2 separate regions of the Mus musculus genome follow, and region 1 is linked to region 2. The links are chromatin contacts, found by Hi-C in ENCODE. All regions are on one chromosome and are shown on one strand. Each heading gives the region's core, a stretch centred on a gene start or an enhancer-like site at or near the end of the contact. The rest is flanking DNA. Distances are from core to core; before and after follow the strand shown.

The links. Hi-C counts contacts between places; a loop is a spot of excess contacts on that map.
Region 1: a map of T-helper 17 cell shows a loop between it and region 2 (6-fold over the local background). The contact joins the promoter of Ldha here to the promoter of Tulp2 in region 2. A Hi-C loop is called at or near these places in 2 of 37 maps with a recorded cell type or tissue (T-helper 17 cell and regulatory T cell).

Annotation. Positions count from the first base shown.
Region 1 is chr7:46,844,182-46,848,202 of GRCm38, forward strand. Ldha (lactate dehydrogenase A) reads left to right here and starts at 1,623. Exons shown (of 8, transcript NM_010699.2): 1 at 1,623-1,736; 2 at 3,415-3,564. The coding sequence starts at 3,439.
Region 2 is chr7:45,511,199-45,515,187 of GRCm38, forward strand. It overlaps Tulp2 (tubby-like protein 2), which reads left to right and starts at 2,508. Exons shown (of 13, transcript NM_008807.3): 1 at 2,508-2,589; 2 at 2,973-3,005; 3 at 3,457-3,508. The coding sequence starts at 2,555.

The DNA.
Region 1 (4,021 bases), core at 373-2,872, 1.3 Mb after region 2:
CAGTATAGGGTGATGAAAAGAGGGAGTTTCCATTCTGTGGGTATATGGGTCTAAGGGAAGGGAAGAAACAGTATCCCTTCCCAGAATCCTTCTGGGGTCAAAGGAGCTTGTGTGCACATGAGGTTTCCACACGTGTGTTTTCCGCACAAAGCAATTTCCTAGCAGATGAACCTGGCCTGGGCATCTGATAACCCAGTTTACATTCTGCTTAGAGCACTGTATTCCACAGGTTAATAGTTCAGTCCCATGGGACTGCCCCCAATCTAAGACCATAAGCACAAGTAGTTACTACATCTCCACCTGTGCTTCCCCCTCACCACTCTACACTGAGGTATCCACAAGGCTCTCCTCTTCCTCTTGCTTGCTACTTGCTCTGGTGTCTCTTAGAACTCACCTTCACTTTTTTCTTTTAAAAAGTTAAATTTCATTTCTCTTGTTCTGACTTTTTTAAAAAAATAATTTTAACTATATATAGGGGGAGAGAGACTCTATGAAGGTCAAGAGGGTATTGGAACCTCTGGATCTGGAGTTACAAGCTTTTGTGATATTAATGGCAGAGCCATCTCTCCAGGTCCAACTGTTTGACTTTTTAATTTTTTTAAATTTGCGCTCTGCTGAGGGACTCAGGCCTTGGTGTATGCAAGACAAGTGTCCCTGTCCTGGCCACACTCCTAGCCTGTTGTTTGTTATAAAAGAGATCACAAGGGATACAGACAAGCGAAAATAAGGGGGGGCTGTGAGCTTCATTCCCTCTCACATGATCCCTGCATATCCAGCACCCTGCAACCAGCTTGTTCAAATCTTGCTCAAGACTGTAATAGACCTTAATCTGCAGTGAACACATCCCTTCCGGGGAGATGGGTGAGCAGGGTTGAAAGTCACAGTTCTTCCCATCACTAAGGAAATCAAAGCAGTTGCAAACTCCATTTCACATCCTATCAGTGGTGGAGTACCTTAAGATTCACATACGGTTGATCGGGAGCTGGGAGAGGAACAGGAACTGGCCTCACAGCTTAATGAGACCTCTAGAAAGACGTTTAAAGGCAGAGGGGGTGTGTGAAAACAAGCAAGGGCCCTGATACTCCTTGGTAAGGCTAAACACAAATGCCTGCGGGATGGCATGGGAGAGGGCAGATATGGATGTAAGCTGGCAAGCCATCAGAAGCTGAGCCGCACCCCCCTCCCCCCATGGTTTGGGAGATGGAAGTGGGGCAGGAGAAAGGCCCATCTGATAGGCTGCTATGGCGGATAGACCGGCACGGTGCTGGCATGTGCTTTCACACAATATTTACTGAAGGCCTGTTGCTTGCCAGGAGTTGTTCCCGGCGCCGGGAACAGCAATGAAGAAAGTGACCAGGGTTTTTTCTGAGTCTCACAAGTTTTCCGGTGAAGGAGGCGGAGGATCGATGCATTTCGGGCTCCTGCTTCTGAGGCTGAGGAGCATGTCGGGTTGGCCTTTCTTTGGGGTGTCGCAGCACACGTGGAGCCACTCTTGCAGGGACATCGTGCTGCGCGCGCCGCCCCGGTCTCGGTGGCGCCTAGCCCGGCTGGACGCCCGCCCCCGGCCCAGCCTACACGTGGGTTCCCGCACGTCCGCTGGGCTCCCACTCTGACGTCAGCGCGGAGCTTCCATTTAAGGCCCCGCCCGCGTGCTGCTCTGCGTGCTGGAGCCACTGTCGCCGAGCTCGGGCCACGCTGCTTCTCCTCGCCAGTCGCCCCCCCATCGTGCACTAGCGGTACGGTTGGGCCCCACGCTGCCGGCACAGGGGGTCCCTATCCGGGGTGGAGGTGCAGGGTGTTCAGATTTGGGCACGCGTGGGCTACTGTGCTTTGGGGAACTGAGCAGGCGGCCCCACCCAGCCTGGGGCGGCGAGACCCGTGTAAAGAGGACTAAGGGGTGGCTGGCCTGAAGGTTGGGAGCCACCGAACGGGGGCGAGGGAGCGGTGCGAAACTTGAGCTCCCGTAACTCGAGCCCATGGGGGCCGAAAAAGCCTTGGCACGTCCGGGGCGGGTGCTTCGGAGCAGCCGTGCGGTTTGCATTTTCCTTTGCGTGGGCTCGGTGGAGTGGTTGTTTCCTGCAGATTATAGGGCGCTCTTGCCCTAAACGCATTTTGTTAAGAGGCTCGCTCCTGGTGTGACTGGGGATCGTGCTAAGCGCGCTGCGTGCGGAGAGGAAGCGGGAAGAGTCGCAGTCCTTCCTCTGCACCCTAGACGGAAGGAGGAAACCTGTAGCTGAGAGGCCTGCGACACCCATCGGGTCGTAGGTGGGAAGTAGAGGCACCCTGTCCTAATAGAGCACAGACTTGAGGTTTGCGTGAAGTAGATTCTCTGAGGGAAGAGCCCCACGCCCTGCCCCCAGTCAGCAGAGACCTCACAAGGCTGTCTAGAAATAGCAGCGGTTGTAAGGAGACCGGATTCCTGCTTGATGGCCCTAGGCTGCTTGCCCAGAGATCTTGTCCAGTCCTTTTGCACTTTGGAACGATTTCAAAAATAGACATGGTGCTTGCTGGGAAAGGTGGCCATCGCGGGGGTGGGAGTGGGCTCCAGGCCTCAGGCCCTCCGCAATTGTATCCCCATTTTGGAACTGAAGAAATTTCCCTTAGCGGCCACATCCTGGGTAATGAGGCCCCGCCCTGGTGGGTGAAGGCCCTAATCCTGTTAGTGGCATTTGAGATCTCACTCTGGCACCAGGCTAAGGTGGCTGCCAGCTCCACTTCACCGCGCTTGTGCTTTGGGCTCTAGTAAGGGCCAAACTTTGACGCCGAACTGCCTGCCAGAGGTCTCATCCATGGCCAGCAGTCGCTAGACCTATATATATGACACCTGATTCTGAAATTGCGCACGCGCACTGCCTTCCCCCGCCTGCCAGTCTTCTGGATCTGGGCTGGTCATACAACTTGGGTTCTTGCGGGGGTGGGGGGGTTAGGAAGGAAGCTTGCGCGTGCGCAGGCTTAAGCACGTTGCTATGCCTTGGGGTCGCACCTTGTGGCCGTTATTGGCGCCCTCTGCTCTTGATTTTTGGTACTTCCTGGAGCAACTTGGCGCTCTACTTGCTGTAGGGCTCTGGGTGATGGGAGAAGAGCGGGAGGGCAGCTTTCTAACCATATAAGAGGAGATACCATCCCCTTTTGGGGTTCATCAAGATGAGTAAGTCCTCAGGCGGCTACACGTACACGGAGACCTCGGTATTATTTTTCCATTTCAAGGTGAGAGCCTTCCTGGTGAGAGCCAGACCACACCCTGGCGCTGGCTATTCTTGGTTTTCCACTTCTGTTCTTTGTCACATTGTCACTTAATGGAAAAGGAGTCCAAAGGTAGCAAAGTCAGCGTTTTTTTTTTTTTTTTTTTAAATACAGGGACTTGGTGAGTATACCTTGGGCAGGTTACAATGACACACGGTGTATACCCCTTAGGTCTCAAAAGATTCAAAGTCCAAGATGGCAACCCTCAAGGACCAGCTGATTGTGAATCTTCTTAAGGAAGAGCAGGCTCCCCAGAACAAGATTACAGTTGTTGGGGTTGGTGCTGTTGGCATGGCTTGTGCCATCAGTATCTTAATGAAGGTAAGTGGAGATCCTTCATGGCCCAAGCCTATGGGTGGGGTGTGGGGGAGAGGACATCCCTACATTGTCACATTGTATGTAAAACTATCAAGGTTTGCACACACTCAGTCATCTGTGAAACATTTTGCAACATAATGATACACAAGAAAGGGATTATCCAAAGTAACTGACAGCCGGGCGCCTTTAATCCTCGCACTTGCGAGGCAGAGGCAGGTGGATTTCTGAGTTCGAGGCCAGCCTGGTCTACAAAGTGAGTTCCAGGACAGCCAGGGCTGTCTCCAAAAATAAAATAAAATAAAATAAAATAAACCACCAAAGTAACAGCGTCAAAGTATATACCTTTTCTTCTACTTTCTCAGTTACATGAACCTAGGGCCTCCAACATGCTAGGTAACCATTGACCTATATACCCAAATCTAAAGTGATTTTTGAATTGGAATTTATATGTGCATATTGA
Region 2 (3,989 bases), core at 1,258-3,757:
TATTTGCTTATTTTACATATACAAGTACACTATAGCTGTCTTCAGACACATCAGAAGAGAGCATCAGATCCCATTACAGGCAGTCGTGGCCACTATGTGGTTGCTGGAAATTGAACTCAGGACTGCTAGTAGAGCAATGAGTGCTCTTAACCACTGAGCCATCTCACCAGCCCCTACTTTGGTATCTTTTGACTCCATGGAAAAGATATCTGTCTTAGTCACGCAGCCTCTTTGTGATTTCAGAAAACACTTCCCAGAAGATGTCACCTCAATGGTGCTGGTCTCTTCTTAATCACAGATAACTTTTTAGCTCCAGCTAACAAGCATCAATAGTCCCAGTAATGCAAAGTTTTCGCTTTAGTAGTTCTGGTATCTTGTTAATCACAGCTGATTCTTCAGCCCCAGCTAACCAGAACCACAGAAGCTTCACAATCAAAATAGCAGTGGCCCTGATAAGAGTCTTTAATTTTCCCTCTGAAATTTCACAAGCCAGGCCTCCATCTTCTGCACTATTCTCAACATTATCTTCCAAGCTCCTACACAACATCTCACAGAGCTCTTAACACTGAATGGATCTTCTGGCCCAAAGTTCCAAAGTCCTTCCACAGTCTTTTCCAAAACATGGTCAGGTTGTCACAGGAATACCCCACTCCTGGTACCAATTTGTCTTAGTCAGAGTTTCTATTCCTGGACAAAACATCATGACCAAGAAGCAAGTTGGGGAGGAAAGGGTTTATTCAGCTTACACTTTCCACATTGCTGTTGATCACCAAAGGATGTCAAGACTGGAACTCAAACAGGTCAGGGAGCAGGAGCTGATGCAGAGGCCATGGAGGGATGTTACTTACTGGCTTGCCTCCCCTGGCTTGCTCAGCCTGCTCTCTTATAGAACCAAGACTACCAGCCCAGAGATTGCATCACCTGCAAGGGGACCTCCCCCCTTGATCACTAGTTGAGAAAATGCCTTACAGCTGGATCTCATGGAGGCATCTCCCTAACTGAAGCTCCTTTGTCTGTGATAACTCCAGCATGTTTCAAGTTGATACAAAACTAGCCAGTACAATATCTAACATTCAAAACTACTCACAGGAAAAAGAGGGAAAAAAAAAACTTTTTTTTTTTTTGAAAATGAAGTTTTCCCCACATAGTGGTCTCTTAAGCATATTCTCTGAATATGTGGTGTGCTAGCTGGATATCTTTTGGCATAATTGTTACACACTTGGCATGGGGAGCACACACATTGGTATTTTCAAAAAGGCCAACCAGATAGGTCTCCCTAGCCTCCTGCAAAGCACTAATACCTGCACTCTGGAAGTGCAGGTCTGTTTTGAAGTCCTGAGCAGTTTCTCACCCCAGACTTTGGAAGGAGCATATGGGTAGTTCTCCACTTTTGTGTGTGTGTATGTGTGTGTGTGTGTGTGTGTGTGTGTGTGTGTGTGTGTGTGTGTGAATTTTAAAAATAGATGCAAGATATAAAGCATTAATGCAAGCAAAATATTTCAGTGAACACATTTCAACACTTCAACTTTATGACAATTATAAATAAATCTGTTAAAATTTTCTGGACAATTCCAGCATTAGATTTTTTTAAAAAATTTATTTATTTACTTAATTTATCTGAGTACACTGTCGCTGTCTTCAGACACTCCAGAAGAGGGCATCAGATCCCATTGTGAGCCATTATGAGGTTGCTGGGATTTGAACTCAGGAGGAGGAGCAGTCAGTGCTCTTAACCATTGAGCCATCTCTCCAGCCCCCTCGATTTGTTAAAAAAAAAAAAAAAAAGTTTTTGTATTGACGGCAACTAAATGGTATTGGTAGCATTTTTATCATACAGTAGATTCTATCCGTTCACTATATGTTGACTGTCTTCTGTGCTGATCCTGTTAGTTTGCTATTAAAATACATAATAAAAAAGAGTAAATTACCAAGACTGCCAGCCCCCCCTCCTTCTTTAAGATTTTATTTATTTTATGTTAGTACACTGTCATTGTCTTCAGAGACACCAGATCCCATTACAGATGGTTGTGAGCCACCATGTGGTTCCTGGGAATTGAACTCAGGACCTCTGAAAGAGCAGTCAGTGCTTTTTTCTTGGTTTTTTGAGACAGGGTTTCCCTGTGTAGCCCTGGCTGTCCTGGAACTCACTCTGTAGACCAGGCTAGTCTCGAACTCAGAAATCTGCCTGCCTCTGCCTCCCGAGTGTTGGGATTAAAGGCATGTGCCACCACGCCCAGCTCAGTCAGTGCTCTTAACCGCTGAGCCATTTCCCCAGCCCCCTCTGTTTTTATATAACTGATTTATTTATTTTCTGAAGTGCCTTTATAGATTCTAAGCTCTAACTTCCAAGCAGCTGTCCCCACCTCCCAAGTGCTGGAACTACAGGCACTGGCCCCTGGGCATTGAGCTTGTTCATTTCTTAAGTACTCTCCCTAGAGAGCTATATAGCCAGCCTGGGTCCCTTTAAGGAATGTTGACTCTTGGTTCCAATTCAGAATCCCCAGAACAAGGGATCCGCCTGCCCCAGTGCCCTGGGAGCATTACTCTGTTGGACATGGACCGTGAGGGGCCAAGAGGGCCAAGAAGTGGGCAAGTGCCTGTGGGAACCCCTTTCAGAGAAAGGGTCCAGATAAGTTTAGAGTACAGGCTTCACTGTTAGGCCGTGAGATGACCAAGTTGTCTCCAGGGAGGGTGGACGCCTCTGAGATTGCAGATAGGTGGACTCCGAGGGTTTGGGATTTGTGGCCCTAAGCCTCCAGTCCCCAAAACTCAGGAACAGGACAAGCCTTGGCTAGGTATTTGGTGGAGAGCTGGATTGTTGTGCTTAAAGCTCTCTACACAAGCTGCTAACTCGCAGGGAGGAGCTGGGATTTGGGTTGCTAAGGCCAATGAAGGCCGAGGTCAGGTAGTAGAGGGTGGTCTCTTTTGAGATGTGGGGTCTAGATCTTGATTGTGCCTTCCTAATCCTCTAGAGCGTCTCAGGAGAATGAACAGTGGAAGAAAGAGTGAGTGGGGAAACCTAAGGGGCAGTGTGTTCACGGGAGAGGAAGGACTTAGGCGCGCACCGTAGGGATCCGCCCAGCTTGGGGGTCCGCCCAGCTTGGGACTCCATTTTCAGGCTCACCACCATCAACTTTGTAGGAATGTGAGGGGGGGGGGTGCCTGGACGGTTCTGTCCTTTTGAAATAGGTACAGATGAAAACACTTAGGTCTGTGAGAGGAAGGAGCTAAGGACCTCTGAGTCTCCCATGCTGGCAAAAACCTGGCATCTCAGCTAGGGTCCTAAAATGGGGAGGGGCCCTGGGAGAAAAAGCAGATAAATGGCCTAAAAAGTTCAGGTCCCTTGCCTACTGTGACATCACAGGTGCTCAGAACCCAAATTGGTCAAGGGGCGGGGGCTCTTGAACAGGCGAGCTGCCCTTGCTAGTTGTGGCCACTAGTTTGTGTTTCTCTCAGGACCCTGGAGGATGAATTCTCTGGCGTGAGGCTGCAGAAGCTAGAACAACAGGTACGGCCTGGAACCCCACGCTTCCATCTTCCCAACCAACCTTTCCAGAAGGTTGCTCAGAGTCCCCAATCATGTGTTCGTTTTCTCTGAACTTCGGGTTCTCTCATTAAGAAATAAGAAAAAAATAGGAATTCAGCTTTATTTTGAGACAGGACTTTGCGGCCTGGCCCTGGCTCTCAAACGTGCAGCTTGAGTGCTAGAGTTACAGTGAGCCTTCCAGTTTATTGTGTTTGTTTATTTTTGGTTTTAAATTACATTCATTTGGGGTAGAGTACACGAACCCCATGGCATGTGTGTGGAGACAACTTGCAGGGGCAGGTTCTTTCCTGTGACAACATTAGGACTCGAACTCAGCTGGTGACGATAAGATGGCTCGCCCATTTACCAACCTAGCCCTCTCTCGGGCCTAATTAGTCATTTTCTGAGATGGCCTTACTCTGTAGTCTTTATACCGGCCTTTGTATTTTGAAACAGGGACTAA